3 separate regions of the Mus musculus genome follow, and regions 2 and 3 are each linked to region 1. The links are chromatin loops, found by intact Hi-C in ENCODE. Cell type or tissue: left cerebral cortex. All regions are shown on one strand. Links, peaks and the distances in the headings refer to the core of each region. The heading gives the core; the rest is flanking DNA. Region 1 holds the start of Upf2 (UPF2 regulator of nonsense transcripts homolog (yeast)). Region 2 holds the start of Sec61a2 (Sec61, alpha subunit 2 (S. cerevisiae)). Region 3 holds the start of Cdc123 (cell division cycle 123).

The links. A loop is a pair of places that touch in the nucleus more often than their neighbours do. Peaks named below come from ENCODE experiments on the same cell type or tissue, not always from the same donor. Only the 100,000 strongest peaks of a DNase experiment are listed, where the experiment ranks them.
Region 2: it touches region 1 in a loop (4-fold over the local background); 10 of 42 quality-filtered maps call a loop at or near these places.
Region 3: a loop joins it to region 1, with 5 times the contacts of the local background. A loop is called at or near these places in 4 of 42 quality-filtered maps.

The regions. Positions count from the first base shown.
Region 1 is chr2:5,945,353-5,955,883 of GRCm38, reverse strand. It overlaps Upf2 (UPF2 regulator of nonsense transcripts homolog (yeast)), which reads right to left and starts at 4,415. Exons shown (of 22, transcript NM_001081132.1): 1 at 4,331-4,415. In left cerebral cortex, for the core only: a CTCF peak has its summit at 4,974; DNase peaks (open chromatin) are centred at 4,001, 4,514, 4,754 and 5,422; H3K4me3 peaks cover 2,611 bases; H3K27ac peaks cover 1,668 bases.
Region 2 is chr2:5,891,450-5,901,969 of GRCm38, reverse strand. It overlaps Sec61a2 (Sec61, alpha subunit 2 (S. cerevisiae)), which reads left to right and starts at 6,538. Exons shown (of 12, transcript NM_021305.4): 1 at 6,538-6,713; 2 at 8,749-8,816. The coding sequence starts at 6,707. It overlaps Dhtkd1 (dehydrogenase E1 and transketolase domain containing 1), which reads left to right. Exons shown (of 17, transcript NM_001081131.2): 16 at 1,974-2,059; 17 at 3,158-3,910. The coding sequence ends at 3,262. It overlaps Gm13267 (predicted gene 13267), which reads right to left and starts at 6,506. Exons shown (of 3, transcript NR_166420.1): 1 at 6,196-6,506; 2 at 3,086-3,191; 3 at 1,399-2,301. In left cerebral cortex, for the core only: a CTCF peak has its summit at 6,677; DNase peaks (open chromatin) are centred at 6,520 and 7,303; H3K4me3 peaks cover 1,873 bases; H3K27ac peaks cover 945 bases.
Region 3 is chr2:5,840,271-5,850,801 of GRCm38, reverse strand. It overlaps Cdc123 (cell division cycle 123), which reads left to right and starts at 5,625. Exons shown (of 13, transcript NM_133837.5): 1 at 5,625-5,967; 2 at 8,778-8,849. The coding sequence starts at 5,894. It overlaps Nudt5 (nudix (nucleoside diphosphate linked moiety X)-type motif 5), which reads right to left and starts at 5,768. Exons shown (of 10, transcript NM_016918.3): 1 at 5,417-5,768. In left cerebral cortex, for the core only: a CTCF peak has its summit at 5,533; a DNase peak (open chromatin) is centred at 5,625; H3K4me3 peaks cover 2,324 bases; H3K27ac peaks cover 1,403 bases.

The sequences.
Region 1 (10,531 bases), core at 1,296-9,295:
GGCCTTCAATCTCATTAGTACAAGACAATATTTATAAACATAATGATTAATAAGACCTGTATGTTCTGTTCTGTATCAGTCAGTAGGGTGGCCAGTAGGCCACGAGTTTCCAAACCTCAGCACTATTATCATTTTGAGTAAGTCTGGTGTTTTCTGGGGTGTTTTTGTTTGTTTAGCAGTGCTAGAAATGAAACTCGGGCTTTTTGCCCACATGTTTACCAGCCTACGAGATAATTCATTCTTTGTGGAATCAAAAGGCTGTCCTATATACCTGCAGCAGCTAAGCACGTCTGTGCTTCCTGTGTAGTCAATGACAACAGATTACTCCAGACAGCAATAGATGCTTCTGAGGAACAGAAGCACCACTGGCTGAGAAACTGCTGCACTAAGCCACTTATCCATGAATGCAGCTTAAATAAAACCTGTAACTCAGCTGCTCAGGACCACCATATTTCAAGTGTTCAACTTCCCACGACCAGTGGCTTCCAAGCAAGGCAGTGCAGATACCAAACATTTCCACCATCACAGAAAGTGCTATTTGGACAGCGCTAAACAAACACATCCTTAACTGGAAACTACAGATACTGAAAGAAAAAACCTGTATATCTCACTAAAATGTAGTAACTTCTCAGAAAATATATTTCTCTACCCTAGAGCTAGTTATCTCACACAATTTTTTGGGGCACTACTTTTACGTTTTAACTTCTAAATTATCTGCAAGTTACATACAAGAAAATTCACAATATTATTTACAAAGTATAAAAGTATTTAAACTTCTTGGTGTCTTAGTAAAAGTTAAGGATATACAAGTATTCTTAAATATTTTCAAGTATGGCATTTAAATTTATAGCAAGAAATCCCAGGTTAATAGCTAAAGCCTTTGCAATAATAAATAAAGTATAAATAAATAAGGAATTTATTACTTTAGAGTTAAATATTATCAGAAAGACAGCCTAGACCAGGAGAATTCTGAAGGTACACAGACAGCCTAGTTGTCAGCCTTTACCTTCCTTCAGCCTCCCTTCTTATTTACCTTCTTTTTCTCCAGTATATGTCCACCTTTAATGTGAAAATACCACTCTCTAAAACAAACCTTCAAACAGTATAATACCAGTATCTAGTCACAGGAGCCATACTAAACATTTTATGTACATTATCTCATGTAATCCTAAAATTTTTATGAGGAGGGTATTATTTTCCCTATTTATAAATGAGTAAAGTGAGACTTAACCAAGTAACTTGACCAGGGTCCCCACAGCTGATGATAGAACTGGAATGTGAATTCACAGTCTTCAGCCAAGTTAAGAACCCTCAGAGTACCAAACTATGTGATGGAAGACTTGATCACAGACACCCGACTATGACAAATCATAGAATTATGAATCTCAGCGGGAAGCTCTGATAATGGCTAAGCACTTGCAACATAACGTTAACTTACTGGCACACTCTGGCTGAACGTACGGAGACAATGTAATGTTTAAGGTAACAGCACAATCTTATTTAAGGGTATTAATCATTATATGCAACAAAAATTTATGGAATTTGAATTTTGTGATTTGAAGTAACAAGATATTTCAAGATTATAAGAACATACAATTCTCAGACAACAAAAATGACATCAGAATTTATAACTAAAGTGTTCCTTACAAAACTAAAATTCTTCCATAGAATCAACTCACTCTTTATCTGACAAATCCATGAATGATCATCATTTATAAGCTCATCAGGGTCCCAAACTTTCACGACTCACCAATATTCACTTTTTAGTTTATGTAAATAACTACCACACTAATAAACAGTAACAGTCAGTGACAAATTAAGACAAATCCTGTTTCTGAAGATGGTAAAACAGATTCCCAAAAAGATCTGCAAGTCTTGGTATCAGAACCAAATTTCAGCTAACAAACTTATAACTAAAGTCCAGGCAGGAATACCACTTGAGCAAACAGAACAGGTGTTCAAGTCAGCCTTAAGTCTGCGTCCCAGCTTTGTATCTTACTAGCTATGGAAATCAGGCAACTTAACTTCTGTTTATTTTAATTATTTGCCAATAAAATGAAGCTGTTGCTGCCCATCTTAAAGAATTACTAACCTATAGCACAGTAGCCACCATAAAGAGAGACACTAAATGCTGGGTAGTGATGGCACACACCTTTAATCCCAGCACTTGGTAGGCAGAGACAGGAGGATTTCTGAGTTCGAGGCCAGCCTGGTGTACAGAGTGAGTTCCAGGACAGCCAGGACTACACAGAGAAACCCTGTCTCGAAAAACAAAACAAAAGGAAAAAAAGAAAGAAAGAAAGACACTAAATGACAGCTCTCTTTCAGGCCTGACGCTGAAAAGGCCATTACTAGATGAGTGATCTTTAGGATTAAACAGACTATGGGGCTCTACCCTCCAAGCTTCAGGGTTACGCTGAGTGTTAGACAATACAAGCTGCCCAACACTACCCAAGTGCTTCCGTAGCTACCCAGGGCTCGTTTCCACTATGTTCACACTCACAGGACTGTGTAAACCAAGTACACTAGCAAACAAACACAAAACTGGGCAGTGGTAGCGCATGCCTTTAATCCCGGCACTTGGGAGGCAGAGGCAGGCGGATTTCTGAGTTCGAGGCCAGCCTGGTCTACAGAGTGAGTTCCAGGACAGCCAGGGCTAGACAGAGAAACCCTGTCTCAAAAAACAAAGAAAGAAAGAAGAGAAGAGAAGAGAAGAGAAGAGAAGAGAAGAGAAGAGAAAAGAAACACAAATCCAATGACAATACACTTGTAATCTGTCAATTTAAATTCAATAAATTAAATCTAATAAAAGCACTAGATTCTTATTTAATAACAGCTAAATAATTCACCTAGAGTGTCTCCAAATTTCCCATGTAATATTATATTAAAGAAGTGAATATAAAAATTAGTGGTCTTGAAATTGAAATAGAATCAACTTTTACAAACTACTCTGCTAAGTACTCAGACAGCCCTTAAAAGGAAAGTATGATTGAAAACCACCTTTCTAGCTCCCAAAATACCGCTCCCGGCACTTGGTCTGTATTATTTTAGTTGCCTTTCTAAGTACATTCTAAACTTCCAAAAGAAAGTAAAAACTGTTTTACTAGTAAGACAGACTCTAATGCAGTGTCCTGGAGAGAGGACAGAGAACGGAGGTGTCCCCTAATACAGCTATAAGTTTGCTAAGTACCATATGGTCTATGTATGAAATCACAATCAGACTGCTCTGAAAACACTACAGAGTAAGAGAATGCTGGTTTACCTTTCAAGTCTGTGTTTTGAACTCAAAATGTTCTAAAGGTAGAACAGCACAGAGATATCTTCCGGTTTCTGAGTTTATTCTTTTACAAAATCCTTATATATGTACGAGACTTATTCAAATTTTTTCAGAGATTTCACCACAGCTCAAAAGTGGCTTTCCTGACGATCTGTACGACTTTTATGAACCCCTAAAAACTATGACAAATGAGAAGGGTCAGTAACAGTCTTATTTTCATCTAATGTGTCAATCGGTACATTTAAGGTTTTCTAAGAGCAAGGCTATTCGCTTCCATGCGTACCCCCAAACCTGTAAGCAGCCTCTGCTAGGCTTCTCTTTAGTTCAACAGTACTTGCTTGTAAGGGAAGTAATGAAAGCCTTGAGTTCGAGTCGAACAGTCAACCATCCTACCTGATTAAAAGGAAGTAAACCCGAACAGCCCCGTTGCCCCCCATCCGCAGGTCCGCTCCAAGCCTCTTCCCCTGCACACGCATCACCCACAAATCTCCCACAAACCCCCGCTGGGTCTCAGGGTCCCACCATTGACACACTTCCCGTCCACAACTCCTATTCCGTGGGGACATCTAAGCCCCAAGCCTAACTTCTCATCCCACACTCCCTCAGACTGCAGCCTCTCCAGCTCGACTGCCTACTCCACATCTTCCCCGCTCCCTCGTCCACGCTTCCCTCCGGACCGCCGAGCTCGCCCCAAGCCTCTCCTCGCACTCTTCCACGCCCCCGAACACCTTCCCCCTCCACGGCAGGCTCCTCCGCCTCCAGCCCCGACGCTGGGCCCAGGCATGCGGGGCAGACACCTCTTCTATCGCCCCTCACGCCGGCCTCGGCCGGGCCGAGACATCCCCCCCACATTGACCGGAGCCTCCGGGAGAGGGGTCTGAGGAGGACGACGTCCGATCCGCTCGTCCCTCCACTGCTCGCCGCCCCCGGAGAGCTGGAGTGCGGAGTCGCCTCTCGGGTCCCTCGGGGAGCAGGAGTCCGGACCGGTAGCCCTCCGCACCAGCTCGTCCCTATCGTCGGAGTGGAGGGGGAAGGAGGATCCCCGGAACTCACCTAGTGCCTGTTGTCAACATTAGCCCCGGGTTTCCCAGCACCAACTCCAGCGCTCGGGCTCCCCTCCCCTCCCCCCGCCGCTCTCGCAGACGAGGGCCCGCCTTCCCTCCGCTCCCCTCCTCCCTCCGCCCGTCGGCCCGCCCGCCCGCCACTCACCAACGCGGCCGGGCTGCTAGGGGGGCGGGGCGGAGCGCAGAGGGAAAAGGAAAAGGCTGCCCGCACGACTGCCTAGTCCAAATGGACCTTCGTCTCCGGTCCCTCGCTATGTGTTCAATCCCTCGTCTGGGTTAAGAAGTGATCAATCTATACCTAATCTCGAGGATGTGCTTCTCCTTCAGATATTCGTTGAAATTCTCCTATCTGTAAATTTTTATGTACAGGCAATGAATAGGACAACCGCTTCCAGCACCTCCAATCAGGGCCCCAGCAGAGGGGAGGAGTGTTCCAAGGACCGGAGGCGGGAAGTGGATTGGTCGTCAGGAAAGGGAAAGCGCCTGAATTGGAGATGCGCAGGCGCAAGCGATTCACGGCTGGGGGCGGGGGTGGGGGGAGCGAGAATGAGACGGGGCGGAACTCTAAGGAGGCATAGAAGAGTGGTGGGATAGTAGAATTACGGGGCGCTGTCGAGGTCAAGGTTGGTAACTTAGTTCTCCGAAGGTTGCCTGATGCGAACGTGAGGAACGGGTTCAAGAAGGCAAACTTTGATTGGACTAATACCGAAAGGTTGAAGGTTTAAAAAATCGAAAAGCTAAAGAACATGGCTGTTGAGGAAGGTAGAGGTAGAGTAGACTGGTGGGGGAATTTCCAGAACCGGTTTAAGGTGTTGGACATGAAAAACAGCTAAAATAGAGAGCAATCAAGGCTTTTCCCATTTGGAAAATATAGAAAGCCCTCTATTGTAAGTATTATAACTTTCACAGTGGAATGAAATCGCCCCGTTTTTAAAGGGATGGGGTTACGAACTTGAACCAAATTGACTGTGAAGTGCATTATCAGCTGCTCAACCTGTTTTCCCAAGTGGATATAATGTGCTTCTGACCTCCGATTCGTGTTCAGATTGTGGTCTGCTTAGATGTACATATGGTTCTGCTCTGGTTGGCCCATAGCCAAAGGAACAAAGGTGCAAAACAAGTCTGGATTCATCAGTGTTCAAGCCCGTACAATGATCTGCTACCAACCTTAGTGCTTGAGATGTCTTTGCCCCCTTTTTATTCAGCCTTTGCCCATTTGCTTTCTCCCTGCCCACTTCATTATTAGCAAGTAAATTCTCTTTCAAATTGTGCACCTCCTGGGTTAATTTTTTCTTGTTCAAAACAACCAATAGGTCAATCACGTAAAGGGCACCGAAGGAGGGAGAGGTGAATGCTGCCACTCTATGCCATTGATAAGTAATTATGAGAAGCTTTTTGTTTTTTGTTTTTCGAGACAGAGTTTCTCTGTGTAGCCCTGGCTATCCTGGAACTCACTTTGTAGACCAGGCTGGCCTCAAACTCAGAAATCCGCCTGCCTCTGCCTCCGGAGTACTGGGATTAAAGGCGTGCGCCACCACGCCCGGCTTTTTTTATTTTTTAATATTTATTTATTATTATACCTAAGTACACTGTAGCTGTCTTCAGATGCACCAGAAGAGGGTGTCAGATCTCATTACGGATGGTTGTGAGCCACCATGTGGTTGCTGGGATTTGAACTCAGGACCTCTGGAAGAGCAGTCAGTGCTCTTAACCACTGAGCCATCTCTACAGCCCGAGAAGCTTTTTCTATAACACACAACTGAGGACCACTTCCAAGTCGCAGGTCTCCTTTTCTTATTTTGTCTGTCTTACCCTGCTCCAGATCTGGTGGTGTGGTGGTTCACATCTGTAATTCAGCACAAGAGGATTGCTACAAATTAGAGGCCATCCTAGCACACAGCAAAATCCTATCTCAGAACAAGAAAGTATTTATTTCCTGGATCTAGAATGTAGTTTACAGCATTGCCTTATCTTGCATGAAGCCCTGGGCTCTAACTCAGGACCCCACTTAAAAACTGAGAAAAACTGGGGGCTGGAGAGACGGCCCAAGAGTTAAAATTACCTGCTGCTGTTGCAGATAGCTGGGTTCAGTTCCTAGCACCCACATGGTAGCTCACAACCAACCAACTGTATAACTCTAGACCCAGGCGCTCTGGTACCCTCTACTGGTGTCTGCAGTGCACATGTATACATACACACACCCACACAGTTTTCTTTTAACTTTTAAAAAAGGAAGAAAAAAGAGATCTATCCCTGTATTGATGAACAAGTTCTCATCCTAAACAAGTCAACCCCTGTCTAAGAACACCCCAGGTGTTCTTAGGAACTCTTGTCATCACAGGGAACAAACAAGAGGAGGCGCTAAGGATCAGCTCAATGGTAGAGCATTTGCTGAGCATGCAAACAACCCTGGGTTTGCTCCCCAGCACTAACTCATAATATGTTTAGTACACTAAACACTAAGCCTGTGTTATCCAGCTAGATACAATGAAGTGAGCAGATGAGACATGGGAAGGAACTCTGCCCGAGATGAAAATTTAATCATTGACTTAAACATTACAGGTGCTGCTCCATTTAGAACAGTCTTGCATCTTCTTTACACCTGTTTTAAATTCAACCCAAACTGAAACTATTTCAGCCACCTAACCTACTAAACAACCTAGCTCTGCAGTACAGTGTGCTTAGAGTATTAGTTATTATCTCTCATGAGCACTTAACGTAGCTAACTAGGGCCATGCAGGCCAATTTTGCTATCACAAGGCAAAAAAAAAAAAAAAAAAATTCAAACTGAGTTTTTACTGAATGTAAGTTTACTTTTGTACTATCATAAAGTCAAAAATCCTAAGTTAAACTGTAGTTACATAAGGAACCATTCTTACAACCATAAGAATAGGTACAATTGCCAAAGAAAATATCAAGAAGCAGATGGCTCAGGACTAATCCCAGAGAACCTTCTAAGCATAAAAGTTAGGTCTGTAAATGGGGTCTAAAGGAGAAAAGGGAAAGCCTGCAAGAGTGTTGGTGTCTTGAAGGGCAAAGGAAGAGATGTTCCAGGGAGGGGAAGGGAGAGAATGAAGAATACAATGATGAGAGGTGCTCATCATTGAGTGAGTTTTCAGGCACCATTTTGGCCTAGCACATGGCAGGTTACTATTTTAAAAGATAAGTCTCTCTTAGAGGAGTTGAAGATTAAGTTGGAGCTGGAGAAAAAAACAAGACATATTTGGGAAAATTTTATGGTGAGAAGCAGCAGAAAAAAAACACAGGCAAGAGGTCCTTCAAGCCTAGGGCATCCCTGAGATGGGCTCAGATGCAGAGGCTTCCACTCTCCTCCACTTCATCTTAGTGTCGGTGTTTCTGTGTATACTTACTATGCACCCAAAGATCATCCTGAACTACTGATCTTTCCCTGGGACTACAGGCATGGACTATCACATCTGCTAGAAAGCTGGAATCTTTGATCACTTAATACAGTGAGTAGATTCTATAGCTCTATTCCTAGACAGTTGTGACCAAGCCCACTCAGTCATTCCAAGGGTTCTCCAGCACAGGAGTACGAGGATTAAAAAGAAAGAGACAACAAGACAACGCTGCTGCATGACCCCAGTCAATTCTGAGACTGAAGGCAAATTTAATTTTCCCAATCAGCTTTTTGTACCATTTTAATTCCATGCAAGTATTAAGGGCGAGCAGTACAATAAAGAACTGAAAGGACAATAGTCAAGGAACAAGCAAGACAATAAACACAAAGCCCCATGGTCACTTTGGTGATCGCTGTTTCTAAGGATGCTCAAGATATCTAAGCCAACTTCTTTGTTCTACCCTAAAACTCGATTCTTTTTTTTTTTAAGATTAATTTATTGTATATGAGTACACTGTCACTGTTTCAGACACACCAGAAGAAAGCATTGGATCCAATTACAGATGGTTGTGAGCCACCATGTGGTTGCCGGGAATTGAACTCAGGACCTCTGGAAGAGCAGTCAGTGCTCTTAACCGCTGAGCCATCTCTCCAGCCCCCTAAAACTAGATTCTTACCTGAGCTTACTTCCTTGTCAAGGCCAATGTCAGATTCCTGCCTGAAGTCCATTTCCTGGCCAATGTCAGACTCCTGGCAAGCGGCAGCCCAAAAAGGCTCTCCACACAGTTGGCTGCAGTGAGCCATTCTAGCCTATGAGAAAGGGTGTTGTGCCTCCTTGGGGCTCAGAGCACAGTACCTGCTACCTTGGCCAAGATCTAACAGAGGTAACCTTAACAAGCCCTGGCTGTAGTCTGTCTTAGAGTATCCTGTAGAACTATAGAGAGTTCACTCTTTAATGAGCATGACAGGGGCTGGAAAGATGGCTCAGGGGTTGAGAACAGTCACTGGCTGCTCTTATGGAGGACCTTGGTTTGATTCCCAGCATCTGAAAAGGTCAGCTCAGGAACTTTGGGAAGGTCATGAAACACTTGCTCCTCCGAAAGGGAGAGGCTAGTTAACATTTCTCAGACAACAGGGCGGAACTGACCTGAGGGTGGGGACTCATTCCACCGGACAGACTGTTGCCCACCTTCAGACAAGGGAAATCCTTGTCACCCCCTAAAGACCAATCAGTTTAAAAGGTGCACTGTTCTGCCAATCATATTGTGCCTAGTTGCTGATGCTCTATTCTGCCTCTGGAAACCATATAAAAACTTGCCAACTGGGTGATGTGGGTCGTCGCTTCTCCTTCGAGTCTGAGATGACCCCTGTGCACTGGAACAATAAAGTCCTCTTGCTTCTTGCATCGATGCTGGCTCCAAGTGGTTCACTCAGGGGGACCCTGGTAAGCCAAGGCTCCCCGGAGTCTTACACATCCACACTGTAGCTGAGTTCCAGAGGATCCAGTGTGGCCTCACGTGTACTGCATGCAGGCAATACACACCCACACACATACAATAAAGACGAGTATGCACAGATCATCAGATATTTGACCCCCTGGTGGCCCATAACTGTTTCTGCTTCACTGGCTGTAACGAAGCTCCCAACCATGAAATGCCCCTGTAAAGTCAGTTTCTCTACTGTAGCCCTGGCTGTCCTGGAACTCACTTTATAGACCAAGCTTGTTTTGAACTCAGAGATCGGCCTGCCTCTGCCTTCCAAGTGCTGGGATTAACGGTGTGCGCCACTGGGCTTGGCTTCACTAGATCAGTAGACTCTGCTTCTGCTCCTTTTCAGTCTTTGTGAATTCCTCCACAGCCTGCTCATTACCACCTTGCCAAGACCCTCTCCTCAGGCAGCTTCTGAGAGCCAAACACTCTCTTCGCAGTCTTGAAAAGAATATCTCTTTACAAAGTGCATTATAAGTGAGATTTTTACAACACTCGTCATCTTGGCTGGCCGTGGTGCATGAACCTCTGATCTTCCATATGGGGAGCAGAGAATAAAGTGGCTCAAGAGAGAGGCCAAGTCACTGTGACGTTAGGATTTGGGTGCTTTATTTTAGAATTAAGTTAGAATTTTAAACTGTATTATTTTAATTTGATTCTAGCAACATGTTACCACCACTGCTTCTAAGTATTTTAAAATGCCAGTGCAAAATGGTTGTGTTCATCACTCGGTGATGTTGTGTTGAGAAATATCCTGGGGTGAAAAGCTCTCTCCAAGAGAATATTTCATGTTTTCACTTTCTGTGTCAGTTGCTGGAGATAAAGACAGAGTTATCATTTCTAGCATGTGTTTCTTCTGGGAAGTCCCACACTGCAGACACAATAATCTATTTTCCCATGAAGGCTGTAGAATGAGCCAATCCATTGTCTCCTGTTTAATGAAAGACTCACCTATATATAGATGTTACTTTGTATTAATGTTTTCACATTAAAGGGTCAATATCAATAATAAGAAGCTAACAACAATCACTAGCAACCTTTGGGTATTTACTATGGGGAAATTACTGTACATCTGTTCTCTATTTTAAAACAGCTCTATAACAATAACACAACATTTAGAATTTACTGTCTACAAACAGGTATTTTTCCATACCCCACTCCACCCTCTGTGTTGCTAGGGATCAAATCCCAGGTTTCATGCATGGCAGGCAAGTACTCTCCCACTGAGCTGCACCTTCACTACTGAACTATATTTTTTGTGCATTAATTAAGTTTTTTTTTGTTAGATACTGTTAGTACACCCATTCTGCTGATGTGTAACATAAAGTGTAAAGAAATTAGA
Region 2 (10,520 bases), core at 2,521-10,520, 55 kb after region 1:
TTTAGCTATGTCATCAAAAATTGGACTTAGCACGAAAAACTTGAGTTGTAAAAATTATTGCAGGGGCTGGAGGGATGGCTCAGTGGCTATGTGTAGTGACTGCTCTTTTTAAGCATCCAGCTCAGTCCCCAGCACCTGTTAATAACTATCTGAAACTGTGGTTTCAAGGGATCTGACGCCCTCTTTTGGGCACATGTGTGCTGAATAGATAGATACACATGTAAGTAAAACACCCACACACAAAAATATATTTAAAATATAAAACAGCCGGACGTGGTGGCGCACGCCTTTAATCCCAGCACTCGGGAGGCAGAGGCAGGCGGATTTCTGAGTTCGAGGCCAGCCTGGTCTACAAAGTGAGCTCCAGGACAGCCAGGGCTATACAGAGAAACTCTGTCTCAAAAAAACAAAAAAAACAAAACATAAAATATAAAACAAAAATAATTCCCCCAAACAAACAAAGAAACAAACAGCAAGTGCTCGTGAGGATTCAAAGCAACCTCACTCACTGCTGCTGGGTTGCAAATGATTGCAACAACTCTGCAAGATGGTTTCTTTCAGCCAGGCAGTGGTGGCACACGCCTTTGATCCCAGCACTTGGGAGGCAGATTTCTGAGTTCGAGGCCAGCCTGGTCTACAGAGTGAGTTCCAGGACAGCCAGGGCTATACAGAGAAACCCTGTCTCGAAAAACCAAGGGAAAAAAAAACCCAAAAAACAGAAAAAAAACCAGAAAACAAAAAACTCAAGTTACCATGTAACCCAGAATTCCTATTGCTGGTTTACCATGAGAATGATAAGTTCACGGAAAAATCTTCATCCGAGTGCTTTTAGCAGCTTTATTTACTTATTTATGGTTTTGGTTTTTTTCGAGACAGGGTTTCCCTGTGTAGCCCTAGCTGTCCTGGAACTCACTCTGTAGATCAGGCTGGCCTTGAACTCAGAAATCCGCCTGCCTCTGCCTCCCAAGTGCTGGGACTAAAGGCTTGCGCCACCACTGTCCAGCCCTTTATTTTTTAAAAAGCAACTTTATTTGTAATTGTCTCAAGCTGGGAACAGTCAATCTGTTCCTCACCTAGGGAATGAATAAACACAGTTCCCTGTAGCAAGAGCATGTGGAATAGCATACTTGTCAATAAAATAGGAAGGAGATACTGCATGGTATCAATCTCCAGGGCCTCAAGGATGCTAAAAGCAAGCAGGCTAGCACTGAGCCCAGGAATGAGCGGATGCTGTCCACAACTTGGACAAATTGCAAATGTATTTTGGTAACCAAAACTGTCTGACTCCATCTATAAGGCATTTTGGTAAAGGTGAAACTGTGCAGATAGAGAAAAGACTGACTGTTGCTAATGTGTGTGCCTGGGAAGGGTCCTGACTACAATCAGCACGAGGAGCTGTGGGGCTTCAAAGAAATCTTGCATTGTGATTGTTGTTGTGAACACACAACTAGGTACTTGCCAGAAAAAAAGGGGAGGGGAGGGGAGAGCGAGTGAGCGAGCGAGCGAGAACACAATAGGGGTTTAGAGAGATGGCACAGGAGTTGAGTGCTTTCCAGTATCTTCATTGGGTGTCTCACAAGCACCTCTAACTGCAGCGCTAAGGGATGCAATAGCTCTAAGGGATGCAGTGCCCTCTTCTGGCCTCCTTGGACACCTGCACACATGGCATCCATTTATACAGACATGCATACCACACATAATAAAAATTCTAAAAATGCTAACATGTTGGAAAAGCATATATGTAACAGAAGTTGGAAATTTATCTCTTAACCATCCACCCAGCTGTTCCTCTAAAGATTCTTGATATATGAGTTTATATGAGTTAAACAATTATGATGCAAAGAAGAAGTCTTTCAATCCCCAGGTCTCCTCATCTTGATTGTCTGGAGTCAGGACTCTCCCCAGTCCCACACATTAGCAACAATCAGTCTTTTGGTTGATTGAAAGTTGAAGTCAACTTCTTCTTTTTGCAGATGTCATCTGGAGTCAGGAGGAGCCGCAGAACATGGGTCCATGGTCTTTTGTTTCTCCAAGGTTTGAAAAACAACTGGCTTGCAGGGTGAGTGCTTACTCTTATATCTATACTCACTCATGCTCTCTCTCTCTCTCTCTCTTTCTCTCTCTCTGTTGTTTCTCTTGGAGTAACAACATACAGATTTCTTTGCTAGCTTGCTCATTTCTTTAAAGATACAGTGAAATAAAGTCTACTTTCGGCTAACCAGGATGGTGCATACCTATACTGGATGGTTGGGTTCCCTCGAGGTTATGAGTTGGAGACCAGCTCAGGCCACGTAGCAGAACCTGATGACATGCAAGAGGAAGAGAGAATAAAAAGATACAGTTTTAGTTTATTCCTTTGGAGGAAAACGTTGAGTTTGTGGAGCTGTGTTTTAGATTTTGGAATATTTGTGTGGACTTTCTTGTCTGAGGATCCAAAAAAAAAAAAAAAAATCAAACTATGAAAAGCTTCAACACTTAACACCTTTTAGGGACTGAAATGATAATTTCAAAGCTCCAGATTTGGGAGTATGTCAGATTTTGGACCGAGGATCTTCCACCTATAATATTATGCTAAAACATGTTTGCATTCCAAAAAACAAAGCAAAGAAAACAACCCCATGAACCTTGCATGTTACCATGCTCCCTACTACTTCTTCATGCTGTTTGGCACAAGTGCTAGAGAAAGATGCTGATGAATATTTTTGGTTTGTTTTTCACCCTGGTACCAGGAACACCCAGTTAACACTGATTCCAGACGTGTGTACAGTTCTGTCAGTCTATATGCCTGTACAATGCTCTTAGACTCCTTTATGTCTTTATTTTCCTCAGGAAAGGAAAATTAGCAAGAACAGTGGTACCTCTGCATCATTTTATTCCACGTGCATCAGAATGTTGTTCGTTTAGTATGAGTTCGATAGGCTCAAATCATTTTCACATGTAAATATGTCTAGTTAAGGAGACCAAATTATAGGGTTTTTTCACCTTATCATGCCTGGAATTCAGGTGGTAGATTATTCCTCCTAATCTGTTCTGTTATTATTTCTTCTTCACTTGAACAAGGTAATAGGGAATATGTGATGTGTACCTTCTTAATGGAACAGAGCAGAGCTCTGATGTACTCAAATGTCACTTGATTTCTTCTTTGCTCCAATGACAGCTCCGTCTTGTAAGCCGACCCCCTTTGCCAGCACCTGCGGTAGGAATTGGCACAGTGCACCAGCAGCAGCACGAAGACATTCTCTCCAAGACCTTCACTCAGTAAAGTGCTAAGCAACAGAAGAAAGTGCGCTCCTCCATTCCCTCCCCTCCCCCTAGCTTAGCGTGGAAGTCTGCGTTCCCCTGAAGTTCTGGACTGATTTGAACAACTGAATCTGGAGTACATGGACTACACAGGGGAACTGATTTTATAAGTACATGAAACAGACAGTAGGTTTCACGCTTTGCAGGACAATAGTGTTTGTTATGCTTTCGTTCGATGTGAGTGAACTGGAAGAGGGGGTCATTAGGCAGTCGGGTTCAGATTCCACTGTAACTGCCTGTAAATGAGCAGAGAACGGTCTTTGACCAGAACGTGGGGCTGTGTATAGGCAGCCCCAACACTACCTCTTAATTGGTTCAATACACATAACTTTCCATATCTTTCCTCCCTTTTAAGGTCAGCAATATTTTCGTTTTAAATGTCATCTTAGAACCGCTCTACAAAAGGTTCCAACAGATACCACTAAAACTAGACCATTCTGGATTCATGTTCTTTCAGGTTTGATCCATTATCCTTAAAAGTAAATGCTGTTAAATACTAACTGCTGATTGTATGGTCGTCTAACGCTGTACCCATGCAGTCTCCTGTAGTCCAGGCTGGCCTCACAATCACTGTATAACTAAGGATCACCTTGAACTTCTCATCTTCTTACCTCTACCTCCCGAGGGCTGGAACTGCAGACTTGTGCGACCATGCCCAGTTAACGCTGGTAATGAGCATCCATCAAGAATGGTCGACCAGCCGGGCGGTGGCACAGCCTTTAATCCCAGCACTCGGGAGGCAGAGGCAGGCGGATTTCTGAGTTCGAGGCCAGCCTGGTCTACAGAGTAAGTTCCAGGATAGCCAGGGCTATATAGAGGAACCCTGTCTTGAAAAACCAAAAACAACAACAACAAAAAAAGAATGGTAGACAAGCTCTCTACCAAATGAGCTCCAGCCTTGGCCCCTAATAAATGTTAAGTTATGAGGTATTAACTGTATTAAGGTGGACTTCGGTTTTTTTTTTCTATTAATTTCCCCTTTCCCCATTATATTGCTATGACATTTCCTTTTTTGTTTGTTTGTTTTTGATTTTTTTCGAGACAGGGTTTCTCTATGTAGTCCTGGCTGGCTGTCCTGGAACTCACTCTGTAGACCAGGCTGGCCTTGAACTCAGAGATCCCCCTGCCTCTGCCTCCCGAGTGCTGGGATTAAAGACGTGCGCTACCACTGCCCAGCTGCTATGATATTTTCTGATTTTTAAATTAACTTTGGTGTTGGGTAGAGGGATTTAAGTGCCAGGTTAATCACTTTTGTCTCTCAAAGCTGCAGGTACAAATATGATGTATATTTGGGCTATAAATTTCATTAAGTTTTAGCCACATTCCCAAACCAGGTACGTGGGGTTCCATAGAGGTTGAATCTAGTGTTGGCCGCAAACTAAATGGTAGCTATGTGACGTCCCTTGAGTTGGTTCTCAGGAGCATCTACTGTGTACCATTCTGACTTTACGACAGTTTTTTAAAAAGGTTATGGGGACATAGGAAGGGCTGGAATACATCCATTGCCTTTCCAATTTTACCAGCAATGCGCCATGTTTTACATCATTGATGTGTAGGCAGTCCTGGCTATAGTAATAGATTCATAATGTACTTCTTTTTTTATTTTGATTTTTGAGATAGTTCTGGCTGGCCTAGAACTCTCTGTGTAGAGCAGGCTGGTCTTGAACTCAGAGGTCTCTCTGTCTCTGCCTTCTGAGTGCTGGGATTTAAGGTGTGTACCACCATGCCAGACTATTATTTGCATTTTAGAATAATGCTGCAGTTATTTAGCATCTTTCTAGTATTTGCCCTCTTTCTTTCTACGACATGTCCCCTCCTGTCTGCAGCTGGGTATTAGTTGCAGTACTTTGTACTTACTGGCTCCATCATTGTGCCATCTCTTTAACCCTTTCCCTCCCTTTCCTTTCTGCATCCTTCAGTCCTTCTTTCTTTTGCCGAGCCTTATGAATCTTGTCACTTCATTACTACTTATATAAATCTGTAAAGTTTCAAAGGCAAGTTTAATAAGAATAATAGTGTATATTTAAGTTTAAAAAAACCATAATGTACCTTTATTCTCTTATCTTTTGGTTTCTTAAATTAAAAGATATTAAAACTCTAAGATGGAATTTAATATATTTAAAAATGTTTTTGTCTTGCTCTTTCTAAATTTCTTCCTATGCTGCCTCTCACAAGTTTATTATTTCTTGTTACAGTTTTCCCTGACAGAGCTATGAAAATGTCTTCTGCCTTTCTACCTTTATATCAGCCACATTCTGAATTGTGTTGCAGAAAGGGACATTTGAATTATTTCATATGAAACACTACTGTATTTTCTTTCCTCTTAAAAATGTTAGTTTTTCTTATCTGCTGTCCATAATTATGCATGTTTAATGTTCAGTGAGAACTAGAGCTTCAGTTATGTAATTAGTAAGTTGAAATATTAAAAATAATGAATTTTGCTTAAAATGACACATTATTCTTTTTTTTTAATTAGGTATTTTCCTTGTTTACATTTTCAATGCTATCCCAAAGGTCCCCCATACCCACCCCCCATATATCACATTATTCTTAGCAAAATAAAAATTACCACCTTGAAAGAACCATTTTACTCAAATTTCTTATGTTTTCCATATATTTCCTATTTGGGAAAAATAGTCTGAAATTAACTTCTCTAATTTACCTATATTACCTTGGAAGTTTTACTGGGTTTTTTTTGGGGGGGCGGGTTCGAGACAGGGTTTCTCTGTGTATCCCTGGCTGTCCTGGAACTCACTCTGTAGACCAGGCTGGCCTCGAACTCAGAAATCCACCTGCCTCTGCCTCCCGAGTGCTGGGATTAAAGGCGTGCGCCACCACCGCCCGGCCTAAAAAGGTTTCTTTCTGAAAAAGAGAGACAGATAAAAGAGTTTATACCTCTTGATGCCTTGATGTCTATTTTGAAGATGGGGAAGTACTGGAAAGTACTATTGTCTGCAGTGTATTACCAGTTTTCACAAATGTCTAAGAAGTTACAGTTAAGATGGGGCGGAAAGAAAAGTCTGGCTCAGGTAGCTCAGCTCTAGGCCTTGGGGTACCTGGACCAGGAAACCTTATCTAGAAAACAGCTTTGAAAAGGAAAACCCTTGTCCTGGAGTAGAGCAACTAAGAACCGCCCACCACGGCAGGCCGCCCCGCCTCTTGCCATCCAGTCCCGCCCCCGCCGCCGCGCCAACGGTGACCATAGCAACGCGGTGGACGTCCGCCAACGGCCAGGCTAGGTCTGGGAGGAGCCTAGAGCGCATGTCACATGACTCTGTGGGCGGAGCTTGTGCGGGGACGGCCAGAGCGTGTCCCCAGCCTCCGCCGCCTAGGCCAGAGTCGTGAGGAACGGAGCGGAGGCAGCTGCGAGGCCGCGGGTGCCCGCCGGGTGTGCTGAGCCGCCGCCATGGGCAGTGAGTGTGGTGGCTGGAGCGCGAACCTCGAAGGCCGCGGGTCCTTTCGGGCTGTGGGCAGTGGAGTCGCTTACTCCTTGGGGTGGTCTTGGGTGCGGGGGATGCGCAGGCCTCGTTGGGGTCGCCACGGGCAGAGCGAGCTGGGGACCCGCCAAGGCGCCTCGGGTCAGCGAGGCCTTGCCCGGCGGGTCACGGGAACTCAGAAGTCCCGGTTTGCTCCCCTTAGGAGGCGAGGAGCGAGGATGGCGCGGGGAGGCCATTGGCTGGGGGCGGGGGGTAGTTAGCACACTCCACGGCTTGGACCACTTGGGCTTTTTCTGAATCTCAGGAAACTCATTAATTTTTAAATTATTATTCTTGAATCACGCTTCCTTGGTGTGTTGCGACGAATAAGTCTCCCTTTTTTTAAAAAAATATTTTTTATTAGGTATTTTCCTCATTTACATTTCCAATGCTATCCCAAAAAGTCCCCCATAACCTCCCCCACCAAGTCTCCCTTTTTTAAAAATGTGATTCGTAGCATGCGTTTTAGGGGAGGAAAGGCGTGTGATCAGTAGCTCAGCATTTTCCTAGATTAATTCTTCCCAGTCATTCTGTAGTGTTCATTGAAAACTGTAAGTTGGTGCGCAAGGTATGGACGAGGCCTCGCATTATAAGATCCTTCCAGGGCCCTGCCCAATCACTCACCCTCATGTATTTTCACACAGATACTTTACCTAGCAGTTCACATGTTTGTGTATAAAGGGATAACGTTGCGATGCACTCCATTGGCTAACAGTAGACATTTGGGGAAAATTGGAAAGGAAATAAGAGACCCTTGGCCTTGAATTGTGAATAAAAATGGAATTGTGCAACACGGGGAGAGGCAGTACATGGCGGCACGCAACAGCGTTTTTTGATCCTGAACGCCAGTACAGTAATTCATAAACTAGCAATAAATCTCGGAGAGTAGCCTGGGCTGAGATGGGGAAGGGAGGCGATTCTAGACAGTTTCCCAGTGTTGTGACCCATAGTTGTTGTTTTTTTAATTGCAGGTAAATGTTTTCAGAATTTAGATTTACTTTTTTTTTTTTTTTTTTTTTTTTAAAGATTTATTTATTTATTATATGTAAGTACACTGTAGCTGTCTTCAGACACTCCAGAAGAGGGAGTCAGATCTCGTTACGGATGGTTGTGAGCCACCATGTGGTTGCTGGGATTTGAACTCCTGACCTTCGGAAGAGCAGTCGGGTGCTCTTACCCGCTGAGCCATCTCACCAGCCCTAGATTTACTTTCTAAATAGTCCAAATGTACTTCTATAACAAACATGACAATTATAAATTATCACCAAAATCAGTTACTTCTACCTTTTTGGAGTCCTGCCGGAGTAGGAGGCAGTGTCTATCCCTAAACCTTGGTTTGTCTTTCATTTACTGCAGAAGTAGCCTGGGAAAGGAGTACTTTTTAATGAAATGTAGTTGACATTCTCTGAGCAATTCTTGTGTGTAAGCAAGTACCTTGATATGGCTACTTAGAGAATTACAACCTTGAAATGCAGCTAACTGAAATGGAGCGGGGAATGTGGAGGTTAAAAGGTTGTCTGTAGGAGGTGATCCTAGCTTTTTTGTTTTTTGGCTTTTTTGTTGCAGTCTTTAAGCTGTTTGAGTCAGTACTCCAGTTTAAGCTCATAACCTACTATACTATTCCTGCAGAAAGTTCCCTCCGCTGTTGTACCATTTGTTAATTACTACATTAGCTAAGTACTGTAATAAGCTATGTCTGCTTATCTTATACAGTGATGATCTGATTATTTTCTGTTGTGCATATATAAAAGGGTTGGGTTTAAACCTGAAGAAGCAAAGAAGTCACGGTGCAGGGCTGTTTCCCTGTGCTCCACAGCTATCTGGGAGCTTTGATCTTCTATAGACCTACTCACTTGAACTTGAGAACATCATGATTGTTTAATTTGGGTGGATGTGATAAACTGCTGTTACAAAAATTGTTTTTGGAATTATTCAGAGATACATTTTTAAACTCTAAATTTTTTTTTTACAGTCAAGTTTTTAGAAGTTATTAAACCTTTCTGTGCAGTTCTACCAGAAATTCAGAAGCCTGAAAGGAAAGTAAGTATACTATTTGTTAATCTAGCAGGTAACAGAGTGACTGACTTTGCCAAACCACCAAGGTTGACTTACTTAACCCAACAATTTCTGGCTGTAAGTGGAAAAACCATTACCTCCTTATCTTGCAAACAAGTATAAATCTGCTTTATGTTTTGTTTTGTTGTCTTCGAGACAGGGTTTCTCTGTGTAACAGCCCTGGCTGTTCTGGAGATCTCTCTGTAGACCAGGCTGGCCTTGAACTCACAGAGATCCACCTGCCTCTGCCTCCCCAGTGCTGGGATTAAAGGGGTATACCACCATTGCCTGGCCTGTTTTTAATTTTTAAATTACATTTATTATTCTAATATATATATGTGTTTGTGCCTGTGCAGCACTGTGCTATGGTATACATGTGACAGTCAGAAGGCAACTTTTGGGAATTGATTCTTTTCTCTTTCCCTGTGGGTCTGGGGAGGGGAGGAGGGAGAGGAGGAAGGACAGGGATGGTGGGAGGGAGATAAAGACTAGGCATGATTCTCAGTCTGTCAAAGATAGTGTTGTAAGTTATACTGTTTCCTGCCCAAGTGTTTGTTTCGATAGAGTATGCTCCTGGCCATGTTGATGCCATGTTGATGCGATAGAGTATACTCCTGGCCATGTTGATGCTTTATAGTTAGGGTAGGATTGTGCACATGGCTAGCTAGTGGGATAAGTTCTAATTAGCACCAACTGTTCTACATAATAAATTTTGCAAATGTGTAAGTATATACCTCCCTTATTTTGATTTCTTGTTTGGAAAGAAATAGAAGGAATGTGTTTTGAAGGTAGAATAACTAAATCACATTGTTCTTCAGTCACTGAGCATATCTGGAAGTAAGATACTTAAATTTTCAGAAATAATATTAATTTTAAATTTTCCAGTTACCAGACTATCCTCTTCTGTACTTTTAGTTCTTAGGGAATTAATAACAAATTGAAACATAGAGATTGATAAGACTTTTGTCAGACTTACTGTTTTATTTAGAAGTACTTTTAATTTTTAATGACTTGAGATGGTAGAGATGGCTACTCAGTTATACCTTAGACATCCTAAAGTATAACTTTTCATAGTTTATGAAATGTCCCAGGATTCCTGTGTAAAATTGTTCAGTATTTCATGAAGTCCCCTCTCTGCCTGAAACTCCTGGATCATTGGATCCTACTTTATTTTACCTCCTTTTCAGTTTCCTCTACCCTTCCACAGTGTACATGAAACACGTCTATATTTGATTATCCTTTTTGTGGCAGCCCGTAGGAGCACGTTGGAGATACAGATTTAACTAGTAAAGCTGTACTTAAATCTCTCCAATGTAATCAGCACCCAATAGACCAAACCTCAGTGTAGCAAGGGAACCCTGAACTGTGAGAAAGAAAGAGGAGAGAGCACCTTTAGAGACAGGTGTATGTAGACACTTTCTGGATGGGGCTGCAGTCTCTCAGAAGTTACTGCCAACAGTTGACAAACAGAATTTCATGAAATTAAAAATTTCTGCACAGCAAAGGAAAAGGCGAGAGGAAATCTTCACTAGCTGTACATCTGACATGAGGATTCATATCTAGAATATACTAAGAACTCAGAAAACTTACAAATAATACCTTTTGTTTTGAAAAGGAAAGACTTATGTTGGAGATGCTTGGCTGTTTATTTTAACTGCAACAAGCTAGGTTATTAGGTGTGTGCCCCAG
Region 3 (10,531 bases), core at 906-8,905, 100 kb after region 1:
TTTTACTTGGGTGCTGGGGATCAAACTCAGCTGTCTTGAATGGCAAGCGCTTTCCAACTAAACTAGTCCTAGAAAGGTACAACAACAACAACAACACAACAAATAAATAAAGAAAGAATTTGAAGAAATAATTTAGTATGATTTGTTTTTTAAAAGTAAGATATCACTGGGTATGGTAACATGTCTTTGTTCTCTTTTTGTAGATAGTGTCTCTCTTTGTAGCCCTACCTGGCCTTGAACTAATACACCTGCCTGCTTCTACCTCCCAAGTGCTGGGACTAAAGGTCTGTGATACCATACCTGATAATACATGCCTTTAATTCCAGCATTCAGGAGGCAGAAACCGGAGGATTCGGGAGCTCAGTGCTAGACAGGTCTAGACAGTGAGATCTTGTCTTACAAAAGAAAAACGTGGTGGCACACGCTTTTAATCCAGCACTCTGGAGGGAGAGACAGGCAGATCTCTTGTGAGTTTGAGGCCATTCTGGTCTATAGAGAGAGGTCTAGACAGATGGAGCTGTCTTGAAAAACAAAAAGAAAGGAAAGAGGGAAGGAAAGAAGGAAGGGAGAGAACAAAGACAGACAGACACCATCTGAAGGGGCTAGGTGTATGGCTCAGTTGATAAAGTGCTCATCAGCATCTACAAAACTATGTGTCCAAGTCCCAGCACTACATAAACTGGGTGTGGCCATGCATGTCTGCCAACCCAGCGCTTAGGAAGTCGAGTGGAGAAGACTGAATGAAGTTCAAAATCATCCTCAGCTAACGTGAGCTTGCGGCCAGCCTGGGCCATAAAAACCCCATCGCTAGTTGTGTAAAAGTGCTTGCCAAGCAAGTCTGATGACCTGAGTTCACATCCTTTGGACCCGAGTAAAGGCAGGCTACGGTGGCTCATCTCTGTAATGGCTGCACTCCTAAGGCTAATATTGTGAGGCCAAGATAGGAGCATCCCCAAGAATCTTGTAGGACAGCTACCCTCTAATATGCAAACAAGAGATACCCTACCGCAAATAAGGTATAAGGCAGGACTGCCATCTGAGTTTATACTCTGACTGCCACTCACATGCAGTGTATGTGTGTTTGCACTCTCATATGCATGGACTAATATTTTCTAAGAGGGGAAGGTCAGCACCTCCCCACAACCCCCCCAAAAGCCACATAGAAACTTATATTCTTCCAACTATAGTTTTTTCTTTAAAAGAAAAAAGTTGGATAGGCAAGGCAAAACAGAAACAAACAAACAAACAAAACAACAACAAAACCAAAACAACAACACAACCCAAACCTCCTCCTTGAAAGGAGTTATCAAGCAAAATCTGCATGTCAGGAGCAGGACAACCTTCTATGAGTTGTCTGCTAGTCAGGGAGCCTTAGGAGGCCACAGAAAAATACAGGTTCTTGCAGCTGCTCTTGGTTGCCCACTAGGTAAGACCTTATTGCTGACGTTACCACACATCTTAGCTGCATGGCGTAGAGAAATGAAGCTGGACCTGAGCTGGATAGCTCTTTGCTGTCTTTTATAATGCCAGACTGTGCCCTGCAGGCTGCCAGGAGAAGACTAGTCACCGCCAGCCTTACCCAGCTGTGAGCCCTGGATCTGACACCAACAGTGGTACAACTGTCATGGGGCAACCAACCATTCTTTTATTGGATTTGGGACCTACTCTCCACAGAAGGGAATCCATATTGGTACAGAAACCGGTGCATAGTGAAGGAGAACATGGGTCTTAAATGCACATATTTATATCCATAAACAATTACCAATCTCCGATTAACCAAGAGTCTCTTTCCAGTGAGTTGAGATGAAGTTAGAGTTTTGTGACTGCATTCAGTGTTGAGAGTTGTGGCAGAGTGCTCTACCTCAAACAGGACATCTATATCATCCCTGTCAAAGCTGTGCAAGCACTGTGGAAGGTTGTGAGAAAAGATGGGAAAGGCCGGCAGACAGAAGAGGGGCTGCAAAATGCCATCTTAAGAACAGCCACTGCAGTCAAGAACTCCCCAAACTACTGATTATTCAATGATTGCTCAAGAGCCGGACAAGTAAGGAGACCCTGACACACACACGGAAAAAGGGGATTACTATCATCAGTTAAGTGACCTCCCATGCCACCACCAAGCTCCAATTGATAATCCCAGTCCAATGGTCACATAGATGCCTCTGACTAAACCAAATGGTCACATAACAAAACTGAAAGTCATGAATCTGGGAAAGGAACTGATAGGGAGAAGGGGGTGTTGATAAGGCTGGGAAGGAGATAAGGGAGGGTTAGAAGAAAGAGTAACCAGCATGTAACCAGTATGCACAAGTATAAAACTGTCAAAGAATTAACTTCAAAACAAAAGAAAGAAAAGTTATTTAATAAAGAACAAAGAATAAAATATTAGTATAAAAATATTAAATAATTTTGGTTATAAATGTATTTATATTATAATATTTATATAATATAAAAATATTAAAACTTTAAAAGTTAACTTTAAACAAACCAGAAAACAATCACTCTTTTATACTATACATGGTAAAATTTTGGGACCCACATCAAATGGATTTCAGTGCCCTTTCCTTCATTGAAAACTACTGTTAGACTAAAGAAGAATCCTTGTACTCACATTGGTAAGAGCAGAAAGCCACTCAAGTTCTCGATGTGTTCTTTCTCTTGACAGGGGCCACTAGTAAGTGCTAAAGGAGGGAACTGACATTTATTGAGATTATACTACTCAGTGACTTATAAAAAAAATCATTTATGGCAGTTTATTATTACACCACTTAATTCTAGGTGAGCAAGAGGGAACTGACTGTAATGACCCTTGGGAAGGTTAATTGATTACAGCCACAAAGTAATGAGTCTGTAAGGAACTTCTTGTAATAGTTTTAGGCGAGAGATAATGAGAATGTGCAGCAGGGTGTCAGCAGTAACAAACAATAGCTAGAGTTTAGTATTTGTTCTAAAACTGCGTTTAGGGGAAATACAGGGTGATGCCAATAAGATTTTAAAGAAGACTAGAACATTAGAAGAAAGATCTGAGTCAGGGTTTGTATTTGGACTTACTGAGTTTGTAACACTGGAAATATTAATCTAAAAGTCATGTTATGAGTTCAAGAAAGAAAATGTGTTTTTGTTGTTGTTGTTTTTGTTTTCCATTTTGGAATTATTCAGTAGGTCACCCTGGCTGTAACCATTTGAGTACTGACATTAAAAAAAAAAAGTCCCAAGGGGCTGGTGGGATAGCTCAGCAGGTCAACGTGCCTGAGAGCAAGCTTGAGTCCTCCATGAAATCCCAGGGTCCTACATAGGAAGAACTCAGTCCCTCAAACTGAAAAGTTGTCCTTTGATATCCATATACTTGTGGTACATACCCACCTGCACTGGCACACACTAATAGTAAATTAAAGTTTTTAAATATTTGATAATATGATTTTTTTCCACCATTGTATTTAAAGACTGTCATGGATGAAAACTGAAAAATACAAAAACCCCAGCAAGGCTACATGAAGACAAACATGGTGGTTAAAACATAGTAAGAAATGAGCTCTACTGTTCCAAACACTTGAAGATCCTTTGTTTGTGGTGTCAATTTATTGAAAGTTGGCTGAGTCTGTAGCAGTACCTACTGCAGCAGTAAAAACAGATACTGAAAAGACAGAATATACAAGACCGCTCCATTTCCTTCCCTGCCCTCTTCCTAAAGTTTACAAACTTAGCAGGTTCTCTACAAATAACTGCTTCAGTTTCTATGCCCAAAGGTTTGCTGGGCAGTACTGCTCCACCCAGATGGATAACATTCCTATCTACAACAAAAAGTACTTTACCCAAATGCATTCCCAACCTCTGCTCACATTCCCCCTCCCCCTGCAACTCGGTAGGTCAAATAAAACAAGTTTTTGTGGCCTCTCACATATGCTCTCTGTCTCTGAGAAGCAGCACCATTCTCCAGAAAATGAAAAGGGAAGATATGGATTATTGCTGCTTTTCCTCACATCACAGAGGACTAGCCAGACCTTGATCCTAGCACTGAAGAGACTGAGGCAAGTGGATCTTTATGAGTTTGAGGCCAGCTTGGTCTATGCAGAGCAGTGGTCCTCAACCTTCTTAAAGTGTCCATCCTTTAATACAGTTCCTCATGTTGTGGTGACCCCCTCCCCCAACTATAAAATCATTTCGTTGCAACTTTGCAACTGTAATTTGGTGTCATGAATTGTCATGTGAATATCTGGTCTATAGAGCATCTGATATAGGACCTGTGAGAGGGTCGTGACCCACACATTGAGAACCAAAGAGTTCCAGGCCAGACAGGAGTATGTAGAGAGAGACTATGTATCAAAACAACAAACAAGCAACAAAACCCAGGATTGATTAATTCTGGATACCACCATTCTTAAATAAGAAGCTCTGCTATCCACAACACATCATTATACACTGCAACATTATAAACCATTGATCTTGATTTTGGAAGGTATTCTTTAAGCAATGCTTCCAACCACTTTACCTGTAACATTTCAAACAATGTATACCTCTCCTGTGTGTGTGTGCACGCGCGAGCACGAATTCTAATTCAAAATACAGAGGATTCTGTTCATCAGTTCTAACAAATACCTTTCTAAAGAGGTCAACAGTGGCTGGGGTTTTTCCTCTCTCTCTAATTTAAACTGCTTAGATGCGCTGTGGAAAATGCAATTTATTTTTCTGTGAGGGTGAGTATCAGAAATGTGGTGCTTCTGGACAAATACGTGCTTGGAACATGCCCAAGGCTTCTACATTACAGGAAGCACCAGAGGGTTTGAAAGGCCTGTCTCTTGCAGCTGGTGATTTTTTTCCTTTTTTTTTTTTTTTTTTAAAAAGAAACTGAACTTTGTAGGATGATAGATGGAAAAAGGAGTAGGGAGAAAAATGATATCACAAGTTGTCGTATACAAACTCTTCCAACCTTTTACGATTTCATCATTGCAGAGACATTGATAAAAATATGTGCTTTTTCCACACTGGTAACTTTTTCGGAATTGGACTAAACTTTAAGCTTAAAAGACACAACTTTCCCCTTTTTCTTGATTTCTCAGACGAACATCGCTTCTTTCATCTTCAGGATCGTAAAATACCACCCTCCTCCCCAGAATCGTGCATGCGGGACTTCTTCCCTGTGTCTCTAAAATCTACTTTCCGGAATGAGAAGGGGCCATCCTTCTTGTAGATGCCTCAACTGATGTGTTCCAACATTTACTGTGCTGTTCCCAGGTTCCTCTCGTAGCCCAGGCTGGTCCGCCTGGATCCCGGGTTCTCGTCTCGCGCTCAGGCGCAGACGCGGAGACACGCGCGCGCGGCGGGCTGTACTCTGGGCACCATCGGTTGTGCTCGCGCCCTTTTTTCCCTTCCCCTCTCCAAGGACACTTAGTACCGAGGTTGGCTCGCGCCCACTTACCTACACTAAACTGTGGGATGTGGAAGGGATTGAGGAGGAAAGGAAAAAGGATCAGGCAGAAGCTGCAGTCTCCGTAGAATCAGGCGCCACCGCTAGAGACACCGGCGCCTCTCGTGGTGCAAGGAGGATGTGCACACGTCCTCCTCCAGGCACCCGTAGAAGCTCAGCTAGCTTCAGATGATTACCTTCCGGGTCGAGGTGCATACAGACGAAAGCGGAGATGTAAGCTTCCTAAAAATCTACGCTTTCGTGCCTCTTCTCTGCGGACTCAGATCTCTGTGTGTCTTGCGCGTCTGTGTGGGCACGCTAAGCATACAGTCTACCATGGCTCTAGAGTCTAGCGCCAGCGGACTTTTACGGACCGGAAGAGTCCTTTCTTTAAGACGGCTCGGTCGGCACTTCCGGAAGTGCTGCGCAGGGTTCCGGGAGAGGGCTGGCGGGAGAGGGAAAGGCGGCTATTGACGCGGCAGCTGGAGAATGAAGAAGGAGCATGTTAGTCACTGTCAGTTCTCCGCGTGGTACCCACTTTTCCGAAGCCTTACCATCAAGAGGTAACCTATCCCGGAGTCAAACCGGGGGGTTTGGGTAAATCCCATCCCTTCAGAAAACTAAACAAAATCCGCAGGCCTTCTACTCAGTGGGAGCGACTGTGTCGAGCTGCGGATTTTCTATTGGCTTTGACGGAGCAAGATTAACAAGTAGATCAGTGTTTGCCGTGCGTCCTGTTCGGAATCAAAGAGCGAGTCGAGGGAGGTAGGGAGGCGGTGGGGGTCCTCGGTAGGGTAGATTGAAATAGATACTTTGGGAATTGTCAGAAGCGCAAGGCAATAAACAAAACAAAACTGGAGACTTTGCCTGCTGCTGACCGACAACCCCCTCTGGTGAGAGTTGCGTTCCATCATTGTACAATGAGAACAGTGATACAGACGGTACCTCCAAGTCTGGATGAAGCTCCAGTTTGGTAGTGTGTATAGGTTGCATTGCTACTGACGATCCAGTGTTCTGAGAAGAAGCAACCCATCTGGAGAGAAAGTGGGATCGTTTGGTTTTTGGTTTTGGGTTTTTTTTTTTTTTTTTTTTTTTTTTTTGATTTTTGAGACAGGGTTTCTCTGTGTAGCCCTTGCTGTCCTGGAACTCACTTTGTAGACCAGGCTGGCCTCGAACTCAGAAATCCACCTGCCTCTGCCTCCCAAGTGCTGGGATTAAAGGCGTGAGCCACCACCGCCTGGCTGAGAAGGTGGGATCCTATTCTCTAGTTCTCTGGCCTGGAACAAGGAATCTGTCCAGGTTTGCAGAATGCCCACGGTGAATTGGTGCATCCAAAAACAAAACAAAACAAAACCACAAAAAACAAAATCCTGCCCCCAAGAATTAGATTGTAGAGTCAGAACCCTCTGTCTGGCTTTGAATTCTGGTTCTATCAGCATCTTCAGCAAATTACTTAATCTCTCTAAACCACATTTGAAAACTTAGAAACATAATAGGATTGTCATGAGAATTGCAAAAGAAAAAAAATACTTAAAATGTTGCCACTCTTTTGTAGCACATAGTAAACACATGAAAAATGTTGCCTGTTACCTTTTGGATTTAATAAAGCCTCATTAAAGTGAATTTTTTTTTTTTTAATTTTATTTATTTTATTATTATATGTAAGTACACTGTAGCTGTCTTCAGACACACCAGAAGAGGGAGTCAGATCTTGTTACGGATGGTTGTGAGCCACCATGTGGTTGCTGGGATTCGAACTCTGGACCTTCGGAAGAGCAGTCGGGTGCTCTTACCCACTGAGCCATCTCACCAGCCCCAAAGTGAATTATTTTAGTACACTTAAAATGTATGCCACATATAGGTGGATATGAGGATGGTAACGAGAAGGAAGTCAACCAATAACTGGGATTTTCTGGCATCCCTAGACAAGTCTGTGACTACATATGTGTACACACGTGCCCATGTGTCCATATTGGGCATATGGAAGTTACAGGATAACTTGCAGGAGTTTGTTTTCTCCTCTACCACATGAGTCCTGGGGATTGAACCTCAAGCTGTCAGATTTGATGGCTGGTACCTTTACCCACTGCTAAGCCATCTTACCTATCCCCCATGAAAGCATTTATTCTGTGCAGGACAGCCCTCCTACATTCCAGACAAATCATGTGGAGTCATATGGCAGCCTGCTTCAGTTGTTTGTTTCAGTGCTCAAGATATACATTCTGGCTACTGCTGTAGCATTAGTATTTTATTTTTATGACTTTTGGTTCAGAGCTGATTATGCAAATTCATTTTAGAAAATAATTTTTCTTTGTTCTTCCAGAATTCTATATATGCATACAATGTATTTTGACCCTGTTTACTCCCTGTTACCCCCTTCCACTTCTCTCAGGTCTAAGTAACAGGGTCCACCTCCCAACTTAGTGATGCCTGTGTGTCTGTGTGTGTGTGTGGGGGGGCATCCACTGAGCCTGGGAAATCTTCTAGTGTCCTCAGCACCAAAGAAAAATGACTCTGCTTCCCACAGCAGGCAATTGTCAGTAGCTATCAGCTAGGAGTAGGGTTGAAAGTTTCTCCCTGTTTGTCCTGGAACTCTACCTGGCCTGATCTTTAGCCGGTAACCAGAGCAGGTGAGTGCCCCGCCACATCAGGTCTAGAAGACAACAGCTCACATTGTCCGTCCTCTGGCCTCTACCCACTGGTTAGCAATGTTTCCTGAGCCTTGGTGTGAGGTTGATGTAGCTGTCCCATTGAGAAGTGAGCATTCCGCAGACACTCATTCACACACTTATTCTCGCCACTCTGATTTCTGTCTGGTTGTCTGGATTTGGCTAGTCTTTTATTTTTTCTTTCTTTCTTTCTTTCTTTCTTTCTTTCTTTCTTTCTTCCTTCCTCCTTTCTTCTTCTTTCTTTCTTTTTTCTTTCTTCTTCTTTCTTCCTCCTTCTTCTCCTTCTTCTTCTCCTTCTCTTTCTCCTTCTCTCCCTCCTCCCTCCTTCTCCTTCTCTTCCTCCTCCTCGTCCTCCTCTCCTTCTCCTTCAAGACAGGGTTTCTCTGTATAGTCCTGGCTGTCCTGGAACTCACTCAGAAATATGCCTGCCTCTGCTTCCCAAGTGCTAGGACTAAAGGCGTGCGCCACCACTGCCCAACAGTCTTTTGCTTTCTTATTTAATCTAAGAACTATTGTGGTGTAAGCTGCATTGTGTACTCATAGTATATGGTTCCTGGTTGTACTTCTCTGTTCCATGTTAAAATTAAAATAATGTAAATGCTTTTTTATCTTTACAGTGACTATAAAATGGCCGTTGGGAGGCTTTTCTCCCCGCTATGGCTGGTCCTTCTAAATGATGCCTTTTTGCTGTATTTTTTCCCCAGTGTCATCCTCCCGCTTCCTCAGAATGTGAAAGACTATCTACTTGATGATGGGACTCTGGTGGTCTCAGGAAGGTAAAGTATTGAGAAAACAGCTCTCTTCTCTTTCCAACCTAATGTTTATATTGGTTCTCTTCTGTGTCAGCCTCCCCACCCCTGTGACCTCCCTCAAGAAAAAACGTCCAGGTTGTGCTATCTAGGTAAGCACTGGAACCCCTTAAATAGAACTGAGTCCCCCCTCCCACCTCCCCACGACCCAGGAACCATCAGTTAAATAGAACTGAGTCCTCCCCTCCCACCTCCACACGACCCAGGAACCATCAGTTAAATAGAACTGAGTCCCCCCTCCCACCTCCCCACAACCCAGGAACCATCAGTTAAATAGAACTGAGTCCTCCCCTCCCACCTCCCCACGACCCAGGGACCATCAGTTAAATAGAACTGAGTCCCCTCCCACCTCCCCACGACCCAGGGACCATCAGTTGTGGAGAGCAACGCTTAGCATCCTTCTTACGCTTTTTAAAAAGAGTTCTCTTCGATGGCGTCCTTTCTAGGCCAGAAAACCATGCTTTATAATCATAAAGAAGCAGTACTGGTTACATCTCAGCATGTTCGCATAGTGAAGAGGGCGCTGTGTTAGCCTGGACGCACCGTCCTCTTCACTATGGGGGCAGAGGCAGATGGATCTCTGGGAGTTCAAGGCCAGCCTAGTCTACACAGCAAATTCCAGGCTAGCTTGAACTTCATAGTGGGAGTCTATCTCAGAATCAACACGTAGGCACGTCCTAGAGATTCATGCTTTGGTCCTCATGGTTGCACGACAAGTACTTTTACCCCTGAGCTACCTCCTTGGCCCCTTGTTTATCTTTTGAGACAGAGTTCTGGCACCCTCCCATACTGGCCTGAAGTTTGCTGTGTCTTCCAGGTTGGCCTCCAGCCTTGGGACACCTTGTCGTTGTTCTGAGCGCTGAGGCTTCCAGGCAAGCAGCACCACACCACCTTCGTCAACGTTTTGTTCTTCACAGATGACTCATCACAGTCCCTCTGCGCTTCAGCAGCTGCCCCGGAAGTCCCTCTAGTTTTCATTCAGCCCTCTGCCGAGACTTAAAGCTTCACGCTCACTCTCGTCAGTGGCTGGATGGACAGTCACCCCGCTGTACATCTTCCCCCCCTCAGCTCCTCTTATTTTGTGGTGATATTTCTTTCCATCATTGCCTAAAGGAATTCAGTCAGATGAGAGCAGGAGCCTTCCTCACCTCAGCTCTTGGAATAGCAGTACCTGGCACCTCCAAGGTGCTTGACAGGCACCTGTGAAATGGACCCTACACTTGTAATTACAGTGTATCTTTTCAGTAATGCTAGCAGGAACTGTATTTAACTTTTATTTTTTAGTTAATTTTTGAGATGTGGTCTCATTATGTTGCCCAGGTAGGCTCCATAGCCTTTTTTCTCAGTCTCTTGATTGCTGGGGTTAGAGATGTGTGGCAGATGACCAACTTGGCCTCTTTATTACCTGCTGGACTTTTAGTGTAGATTTCTGCATGGTATTTCTGGCTTCTTAGCATTGAGAACCCATTTTGTTTGTTTTTTGTTTTTCAAGAATGAGGTTCTCTGAGTAGCTCTGCCAGTTCTGGAGCTTGGTGTGTAGACCAGGCTGGCTTCAGACTCAGATATCCCGTCTCTGACTCCTGTGTGCTGGGATTAAAGACGCGTGCCGCTGCCGCCACCAACACCTGGCCATTGAGAACCCCTTTATA